Regions from separate parts of the Homo sapiens genome. Here region 1 is linked to region 2. Evidence: chromatin loops called from intact Hi-C (ENCODE). Cell type or tissue: mammary epithelial cell. All regions are shown on one strand.

Evidence for each region. A loop is a pair of places that touch in the nucleus more often than their neighbours do. Peaks named below come from ENCODE experiments on the same cell type or tissue, not always from the same donor. Only the 100,000 strongest peaks of a DNase experiment are listed, where the experiment ranks them.
Region 1: it touches region 2 in a loop (6-fold over the local background); 12 of 110 quality-filtered maps call a loop at or near these places.

The regions. Positions count from the first base shown.
Region 1 is chr11:61,323,609-61,328,608 of GRCh38, reverse strand. DDB1 (damage specific DNA binding protein 1) reads left to right here. Exons shown (of 27, transcript NM_001923.5): 5 at 1,716-1,830; 6 at 2,901-2,998; 7 at 4,472-4,630. Among named protein-coding and RNA genes, the nearest start is that of DDB1, 7.0 kb to the left of the region's middle. In mammary epithelial cell, no CTCF peak of the experiment used is centred here; a DNase peak (open chromatin) is centred at 2,388; H3K27ac peaks cover 308 bases.
Region 2 is chr11:61,251,643-61,256,642 of GRCh38, reverse strand. No RefSeq gene overlaps it. Among named protein-coding and RNA genes, the nearest start is that of PGA5, 13 kb to the right of the region's middle. In mammary epithelial cell, a CTCF peak has its summit at 2,033; no DNase peak of the experiment used is centred here.

The sequences.
Region 1 (5,000 bases), 72 kb before region 2:
GAGCCACCGTGCTCGGCAACTTGCTGGCTCTTAACTTCTATTTTAGTCTGCCTAAAACTGTAGCAGAGCTGATCCTGGGCAGCTGTTCTCTGGTCCAGATCTGTTAAGCGGGGGTGGGGTGGTAGAGCACCAGACTAACATGCCAGTATCTTGGTAAAATCTCAGCCCTTTAACAAAGGGCCATGCAGCATAAGATCATTTCATTTGCATGTGGCTGAATAAGTGATGGAAGGAAATGATAGTCCAGTTCCACATAGAGTGTGTTGGCACATAAACAGTTTGATAGCCTTGTTATATGTTGGAGGTGCTGATATATTTTTGTATATTTCTTAGTGTTACTGTAGTTCTGAAGCTATTGGAATAAGACCCAATTGAATAAGGTTGAAACCAGGAGATTTTGTTTGATCTTACTTAGTATGAGTTAAAATAAAAACTTAGAATTTCTCTATGTTCTTTAGTTTTGTAATATTAGGTCATTAAAACTTTGATGTTGTTGATTATTCAAGGCTGGTTGTTCTAAGCTTCAGGGCTGCCAGCTGTGATCAGATCTTCATTTCTGCATGTGTGTCTCAGAGGCCCAAATCCACACTTGAACTTTTTGCAAAGTTGTGTCATAACCCTACTCATTGATGGGAAAATGTTTTCATCAGCCAAAAATTACTATCTTCTGTTTTATGCCAGAAATTCAATTTGACAAATATTTAGGTACTTAGTGCTATGTGAAAGGTATTCATGCTTCAGGAGCTGTAACAGTGACTAAGATGTGATCCCTGCCCTGAAACACATTGCTGAATTCCTTCCATAACTTCTTTGTTGAAGCTGTCTTCCACTGGCTGAGTGTAGCTTTCTTCTGGTCCCTGCTTTTTAGCATCTTAAAGGTGACCTTGGCAGTCCCAGGACTGACATGAGTCATAATTCAGAAAAAGGAGGGGAAGATGATGTTGACAATGGCAGGACTGAAAGTTTTGACAACTTTAGCGGAGCAATCAATTGTGTTCTCTCTACCATTATTCCATCAGAATGCTTTTAAGAATTGTATCAATTTAAAAAAAATCTCATAGGTGTAGCTTATCAGTGCGTGTTTCACTTAGCTGTTTTGTAAGTTTCTCGAGGCTAAGGAACACACACAGGCACACACACTGTATCTCTTTTTTTTTTTTTTCTGAGATGGAGTCTTGCTCGGTCGCCCAGGCTGGAGCTCAACCTTCGCCTCCTGGGTTCAAGTGATTCTCCTGCCTCAGCCTCCCGAGTAGCTGGGACTGTAGGCACGCGCCCCCATGCCAGCTAATTTTTGTATTTTTAGCAGGGACGGGGTTTTGCCGTGTTGGCTAGGCTGGTCTTGAATTCCTGACCTCAGGTGATCTGCCCACCTCAGCCTTCCAAAGTTCTGGGATTACAGGCGTGAGCCACTGTGCCTGGCACACAGTATCTCTTATAGTACCTAGTGCAGTGTGACAAGTTCATTTTTCTAATTCTTTAAACCTTTCTTGGTTGGTTGAATTGTTAAGAATGGTAGATCTCAGATGCTGCAGTCTACCTAGGAATTCATCCCAGGCTCAGCTAGTGCTTGTCAGTATAGTGATGGATAAGGGTGGGAGGGCTGACATGACAGGACTGTCAGATGCTGGGTAGTGGTGGCTTATTCCTTACAGCACCTCTCTCTAGCCCAAGGCTCACCCTTCCTAAGGGCTAACCATTTTACCTTTCCCCCCCAGGACCCTCAGGGGCGGCACGTAAAAACCTATGAGGTGTCTCTCCGAGAAAAGGAATTCAATAAGGGCCCTTGGAAACAGGAAAATGTCGAAGCTGAAGCTTCCATGGTGATCGCAGGTTGGTAGGGGGTTTAGGAAATGTGCCTCCACCTGGGTCTAGGCTAGTTCCCTGTTCTTGTTCGCTCCCTCACCTTCTCTGCCCTTCGTTTTGGCGCTCGGTATTATTGAAGGTGTGCATTGTTTACCACTCCTTTATGTTTTCTTTCTCTAATTGTGCTTTGTTTTTTTCTGTCTTTGAGATTTTCTGTTTTTCACTTCTCCCCCCAAAAGTATAACTTGTCTTTTACTTGGGTGGAGGGATTGACTATAAAACATTGAGATTGATTTGCACAGTGGCATATGGAAATGAGTCTCATTATTTTATTGCTGGGCATAACATTTAAAACTGAAAGGAAGCCAGGATCTATAGTCCCAGCTACTCAAGAGGCTGAGGTGGGAGGTTCACTTGAGCCTAGGAGTTTGAGTTCAGCCTGGGCAGCATAATGAGACCCCATCTCTTTAAAAAAAAAAACAACAACAAAAAACTGAAAGGGAGCAATAGAGCTTATCTGATTTCTTTACCTCATAGATGAAGAAACAGGGCCAGAGGGACCTGCCCATGCCTGTCCATGATTGACAAAGTCTGGGCTAGAATCCAGGCCTCTTCACTCCTTGTCCTAAGTCTGCCCCTACATTATGTTTGTCTCACTCAGTAGGGAAGTTTTAAAACTCTTAAGAGAAAATTGGCTCTTCTCAGTGGTAGCCCTGATAATGGGGGGAAGTTAAGCTAAGGAACAAGAGTGGAAACCAGGAAAAAAAAGTAAAAGCTTTTACTTGGAAAGGATTAGAAGTTGAGAAGAAAAATGGGGGAGAATGCATGGGGAAGAACATGGAGAAGACTCCCCACCCATAGGAATAGTCGAACACCAGAAGAGTGGCAGTAAAAATACTACCAGGATTAGATAATGGCCAGTTAACAAATTCTAAGAGTCTCGTAAAGGCTATCATGTTCCCTGGGCTTTGATGTCCTTTTTAAAATAATGATGACCTTAAAGTTTGCCTTGGGGCTAACTAGACCTGTACTTTTGCCAGTCCTGGTTTGGCAGACCCAGAGTGCTGAGCATTCTAATTTTGCTGTCTTTCCTGCAGTCCCAGAGCCCTTTGGGGGGGCCATCATCATTGGACAGGAGTCAATCACCTATCACAATGGTGACAAATACCTGGCTATTGCCCCTCCTATCATCAAGGTGAGCGCAGTCCTACCTTTTTTTCCTTTCATCTTTTCTTTCCTTGTCCTCACCTTGCTCCTCCCTTTCTCTTATTTATCAAAAGGAGATTCACAGATGCCTGTTACACAATTTACTATGTATATAAGGTATTGCGTTGGCCATTGGGAATACAGAGAGAGATTAGCCTGGATTTGCTTACAGAGAACTTGCTTGCTAACTTAGATAAATGATAATCAAAATAGGCTTCCCCTTTTCATTGACTGGGGCAACTTTTTTTGTCAAAGAGACAGGGTCTTACTCTGTCGCTCAGGCTGGAGAGCTAGAATGCAGTGGCATGATCGTAGCTCACTGTAGCCTTGAACTCCTGGGCTCAAGTGATCCTCCTGTCTCAACCTCCCAAGTAGCTAGGATTACAGGCATGAACTACCACATGGGGCAACTTTAAGAGGGGAAAATTTTGGCAGTTTCTTTTTTTTTTTTGAGACGGAGTTTTGCTCTTGTTGCCCAGGCTGGAGTGCAGTGGCACGATCTCAGCTCACTGCAACCTCCGCCTCCCAGGTTCAGGCGATTCTCCTGCCTCAGCCTCCTTAGTAGCTGGGATTACAGGCATGTGCCATCACGCCCGGCTAATTTTGTATTTTTAGTAGAGATGGGGTTTCTCCATGTTGGTCAGGCTGGTCTTGAACTCCCGACCTCAGGTGATCCATCCGCCTCAGCCTCCCAAAGTGCCGGGATTACAGGCATGAGCCACTGTGCCCAGCCGTAATTTTGGCAATTTCTATTGCATGTAATGTTTTCAGGGCTCAAGTCATATAAAGTAATATATTGATAAATTATAAAGGCTAAGAAAGTCAAAAATGTCAAGGACTTAGAATATCAAGTTGTAAAAATTAAGCCTTAAAAGTTTCATTTTACTTTCTTTTTGAGAAAAAAGAACAAAATCTAGCTGGCTACAGTGGCAAGTTCCTGTAGTACTAGCCACTTGGGAGGATGGCTTGAGTCCAGGAGTTTAAGGCTACAGTGCACTGTGATCATGCCTGTGAATAGCCACCGTACTTTAGCCTGGGTGACATAGAAAGACCCTGTCTTTAAAAAAAAGAACAAAATCTGTGGTAGCATTGCCACAGTGGTAGGGGGTAATTAGTGGTATTAAGAATAAATAACAACATTTGTAGTAGCATGCATAGTTCAGTAGATTTTGGCAGCAGCTTCCTATTCTGTGTATTTCTATTTTCCTGCAGAATGACGACATATCAGTAAACATATAAGATATATTGATGGAGCGCCTCAGAAAATTATCTTCAAAATAAAAAAGCTCCCCATTTTCTATTAATGGGCAATAGGATCTATCCTCATTTTCATGTAATGTTATCTGAGCGATTTGTCTGCTGGTAAAATGGCTGGGTTTGGTAAAGGGAGTGGTCCAGTAGGGTTTGTTTTCTGGTGTAGAAGATGCTGAATCTCTAATGACTGTTTCCTTCCAATTGGCAGCAAAGCACGATTGTGTGCCACAATCGAGTGGACCCTAATGGCTCAAGATACCTGCTGGGAGACATGGAAGGCCGGCTCTTCATGCTGCTTTTGGAGAAGGAGGAACAGATGGATGGCACCGTCACTCTCAAGGATCTCCGTGTAGAACTCCTTGGAGAGGTAGAGCTTGTTCTCCCTGTTCCTCTACAATGTTCTTTTAGGTTCCTAAAGACACCAAATGTGTGGTCCCACACCTCAACTCTGGGAATTATGTTACTTAACACCTAACAACAAACTGTTGTTCCTGCTGTGGAAGTTGACTGTTGAATGAGTTAGGTATTGGAGCATCTCACAGGATCCTGTGATAATCTATCCAAGCAGCCTGTGAGAAAAGGAAAAGAAAGGGAAACAGAAAAGGATATAATCTGGAATTAAAGATCAATCTAGCTGGTTTCAGTGGCTCACACCTGTGATCCCAGCACTTTGGGAGACTGAGTCAGGCAGATTGTGTGAGCCCCAGGAGTTCGAGATTAGCCTGGGCAATATGGCA
Region 2 (5,000 bases):
GGCTCAAGCGATCCTCCCACTTCAGCCTCCCTGAGTACTGGGATTACGGGCCTGCAGCCCCACACTTGCTACCACTGAAACCCATGGAGGCTGCGGAGTGAAAGCACCCCCGGGCATGGCCCATCGCTTTGCCGAGGCCGCCCTCTTCTGAGCCCTTCTCTGACCTGCTACTCACTCTGTGTCCCAGGGCGAAGGGTCTGCTGAAGTGTTTCCTGGCTGCAAAGGCAACCTGGTATCCAGTCCAGACGACAGTGTAGTCCTGGCCTCTAACCTGCGGCTGGTGGCAGGAATAATAAATGTGGGAGATAGGAGCATGGAAACCAAACAGTTTAGAGAGGCAAAGGACTTAGAGGCCGTTTTGTCCAGTAAGATACAAAGGGTCATGGTCATGAGCGGGGTCTGCAGCCAATGAATCTCAAGTTGGAGCCTTGCTCAGCTGGACTAGCTGTGGGATATTAGGTCTCTGCTCCCTTATTATTATTATTTTTTGAGACAGAGTCTTGCTTTGTCACCCAGCCTGGAGTGCAGTGACATGATCTCGGCTCACTGCAACCTCCACCTCCCAGGTTCAAGCGATTCTCCTGCCTCAGCCTCCCGAGTAGCTGGGATTACAGGCACACGCCACCATGCCCAGCTAGTTTTTGTATTTTTTGTAGAGATGGGGTTTCGCCACGTTGGCCAGGCTGGTCTCAAACTGACCTCAGGTGATCTGCCTGCCTCGGCCTCCCAAAGTGCTGGGATTACAAGCATGAACCACCGCGCCAGGCCTCTGCTCCCTTATTTGGACAATGGGGATAATAACAGGCCTACTTTATGGAGTTGTGACAATGACGTGTGATAATGCCTCCATAAGTCTCAGTGGTTTGCACTTGTGGCCCTGTGGCCCCTAAACTTGCTACAGCCCACCCGGCTTGGTGATGCCACGTGGGGTCTGATTTCAGGATAAAAGCGTAGAATTCTCATTGCCCCCATGCTGCAACTTTTCAAACAAGTCCATCTGTCAAAATGGTAGTGGCTAAAAATTAGTGCCAATTTCCTCATTGCTGTTCCTTTATGCAATAAGTTAGCATGCAATTTAAGTTTAATACTAGTCCCCCCCACCTGCCTCTGCAAATAGGACTCATGTCAATGATGTTCATTTTGAATGTTTAAAAAAAAGGAGTCCGGGTGTGGTGGCTCATGCCTGTAATCCCAGCATTTTGGAAAGCTGAGGTGGGCGGATCACGAGGTCAGGAATTCAAGACCAGCATGACCAATATGGTGAAACCCCATCTTTACTAAAAATACAAAAATTAGCCAAGCGTGATGGTATGTGCCGATAGTCCCAGCTACTCAGGAGGCTGAGGCAGGAGAATCGCTTGAACCTGGGAAGCAGAGGTTGCAGTGAACCAAGATCGCACCACTGCACTCAGAGCCTGGGTGACAGAGCGAGACTCCATCTCAAAAAAAAAAAAAGATTGGTTGGGGGTGGGGCAGGGGGACAGCTGTAAACACTTTTCCCAAGTTTTTCCGAGTATAAAAACATGTTTAACTGGACTGTTCCCCACCCAATATTACAGCTGAGAAGCAGAGGCTCAGAGAAGTTAGGAGAGTGTTCTAAGGCTGCACAGATTATGACGGCTGAATGGGAAGACAGCCTCATTCGTCTGACTCCCAGTCCAGGTGTTTTTCCTTCGCTTCACATTTCACCTGATGAGGTTCTCCTGTTGGTGTTTGGAGAGACAGCTGATGGCCCACAGTTTAGGAGGGGCCCTGTGAACACTATTTTAGTTTGGGTTCCCCCTAAAGCAGACCCAGAGATAGTATTCGGGTGAGAGCCAAGAGAAAAAGACCAATCAAGGGGCATTGATGAGCCGGTTGCAGCTATGGGCAATTGGCACTTTGTCCTAGGGACCTTCTGGAAGACTGTGGAGCCCATGCCTTGCCTGAGGATTGTCCCCCAAGGGTGTGAAGATGCACCAGTAGTTGTCCCTCAACTTTCGTCCCTCACTGGTCGAGCCTTGTCCTGGGCTTTTGGCTCTCTAGCACACCCTGCTGGCCTTGCCATAGTACTGAGCCTGCCTTTCTGCTTGTCCCCAGGCACCAGAAGGCTCTTGGGGCAGAGGTGCAGGAGCCATGGGTGGAGGGCTGGGTCAGGGCTCTCACTGGGCCATGTAAGCACATGTTCTGTGCACGGTAAACCGCAGTGCACCAGGAGGCAGGAGTCCACCTGAAGCCCCCAGCGGGGCGCGCAGTGCCTTTAATGGGATAAGCTGCTCTGAATTCTCGGGAGCCTGTGCTCCAACAAGCAAGGGAGTGTTTGTTCTTGGATGGAGACACCTTGCATTTTTCCTGAGCTAGGATTCCACTTTTAGGGTTCTGAGAAACAGAACAGAATGGGGGTGTGTCGGAAGCTTATTCTGTGGCCTCAGTTTCCCTTGCACCTGGCAGCTTCTCAAAGGGCAGAATGATCAGACCTGTTTCAAGAGACCTGATTTTAAAGGTTATTAGATGCATGGCCTGAAGGCAAGTCACGGTAGGTTTCTAAGTAGGACAAACTTACAGAGGCTCAAAATCGCTGTAATTCACTTTTTTTTTTTTTTAACTTACCCTCTTTTTAAGATCTTTCCGAGGCTGGGAGTGGTGGCTCACATCTGTAATCTCAGCACTTTGGGAGGCCGAGGTGGGTGGATCATGAGGTCAGGAGTTCCAGACCAGCCTGGCCAACATGGTGAAATCCCGTCTCTACTAAAAATACAAAAATTAGCTGGTGTGGTGGCAGGTGCCTGTAATCCCAGCTATTCAGGAGGCTGAGGCGGGAGAATTGCTTGAACCCGGGAGGCCGAAATTGCAGTGAGCTGAGATCATGCCACTGCACTCCAGCCTGGGAGACAGAGCAAGACTCCGTCTTAAAAAAAAAAAGGTCTTTCCATCTTAGCACCCAGTGAGCACATTTGCTTCTTCCTTTTACAGCTGTATATTGTGTGGATGCACCATAAGTTGTTGAACCAACTCCTGTGGATGCACTTTTGGGTCATTTCAAATCTTGCTTTTCCACATGATGCTACAAAAAATCATGTCCTTACATCGCTTTGCACATCTACTAGTGTATCTTTAAGGTAAATTTTCAGAAGGGAAGTTACTGAGCCATATGCTTTTTTTTCTTTCAGACGGAGTTTCACTCTTGTTGCCCAGGCTGGAGGGCAGTGGTGTGATCTTGGCTCACTGCAACCTCCACCTTCCAGGTTCAAGCAATTCTCCTGCCTCAGCCTCCCAAGTAGCTGGGATTACAGACATGGGTCACCACACCCGGCCAATTTTGTATTTTTAGTAGAGATGGGGTTTCACCATGTTGGCCTGGCTGGTCTCAAACTCCTAACCTCAGCTGATCTGCCTGCCTTGGCCTCCCAAAGTGCTGGGATTGCAGGCATAAGCCACCACACACGGCTGGGAAGTGACATTTAAGCCACGTCTGCAGATGCTAGGTGTTAGCTAGTCAAGAAAGAGGGAAAAGCAACCCAGGCAAAGGGAACAGCATGTGCAAAGTCTGGAGGTGGGAAGAACACATGGGCTTTTGTGGCCGTGGGAGGCCAGGGTGGACGGAGCTCAGGGTAACGGGATCAGAGTGAAGCAGGGAAGGTTTGGAGGGAAAGGAGCACACAGGACCTGGAACTATGCCAAAGATTTGCTGTTTTATTCCAACGGCAATGGCAAGAAGGCATTAAGAGTTTAAAGCAAGGAAGGGATGAGATGAAATTTATGTTTCCTAAAGTTTATTCAGCTATGGAAAATGGGCTTGGGAGGGTGAGAGTGACCCTGGGGAGACTGGGTGTTGGAGCTCACCCCCGCCCTTCCTAGAGCCCAGCTCCAGCCTCTGGGTTTGTGTCTTCAGCAGACAGCCTAGGTCGGCTGTCACCAGAAGCAGGAGCTATGGGAATTTTCCCAGCATGCATGCCGGGGAGCCCAGGGCTGTAATAGACTTACTAGCAAGAGAGAGTCTGAGATGAAGCTCAGCTGAGTAAAAAAGAAACAGATCACTTTGCAGCAGGACTTGTCAGAGCTTTTGATTGGGAACTGTAGCTGGTGAACCCTGGGGAAGGGCCTAGAATGTAGCATGTTCTATACTTATTCTGAAACTGTGTTTTCCATTGAACATTTTGCTACCAAGCCCAGTCTGAGAAACTGCTCCATTTCCTCTTTGCCTTTCTAGGGCATATATGCTAATGAACATGCTTAATTCTCTGTCTCACAACCTCTGCTCAGGGAAGTGGAAGACCTTTCTCTTTGGTTACAGATGGGGAAACAGATGGATTCAGTGTCTTATGCCTGGGACTTGGGGGAGATTAACTGTTAGTCTTGGTAGCCAGCGAATCACAAGGGCATCCTATAAGATTGTGGGGTGTCAGCTTCTTCCACTTCTCTTGTCCATGTCTTGCAGACAACACTGCCCTGTCCTATCTACTTAGGGACATCACCATTAGTGTCCGCCTTTCCTGACTCTCCTGATTGCTTTCCTTTCCTCATGAGCTCTTTTTTTTTTTTTTTTTTTGAGATGGAGTCTCGCTCTGTCGCCCAGGCTGGAGTGCAATGGTGCGATCTCAGCTCACTGCAACCTCTGCCTTCCAGATTCAAGCGCTTCTCCTGCCTCAGCCTCCCGAGTAGCTGGGATTACAGGCACACACCACCATGTCCAGCTAATTTTTACATTTTTAGTGGAGACAGGGTTTCACTGTGTTGGCCAGGCTTGTCTCAAACTCCTGACCTCAGGTGACCTGTCCGCCTCAGCCTCCCAAAGTGCTGGGATTACAGGTGTGAGCCACTGTGCCCAGCCTTCTCATGATCTCTTATTGGCTTTGGGAGAAAGAAGAAGTTGACTCCCTCAACTAAGAGCTTCAGTGCCCTATTTTTTTTTTCTTTGAGCTGGAGTCTCTCTGTGTCGCCCAGGATAGAGTACAATGGCAGGATCTCAGCTCTGTGTCCCTTCTATGAGAAGACAATTAGCTCAGTATTTTGGCCCCCAG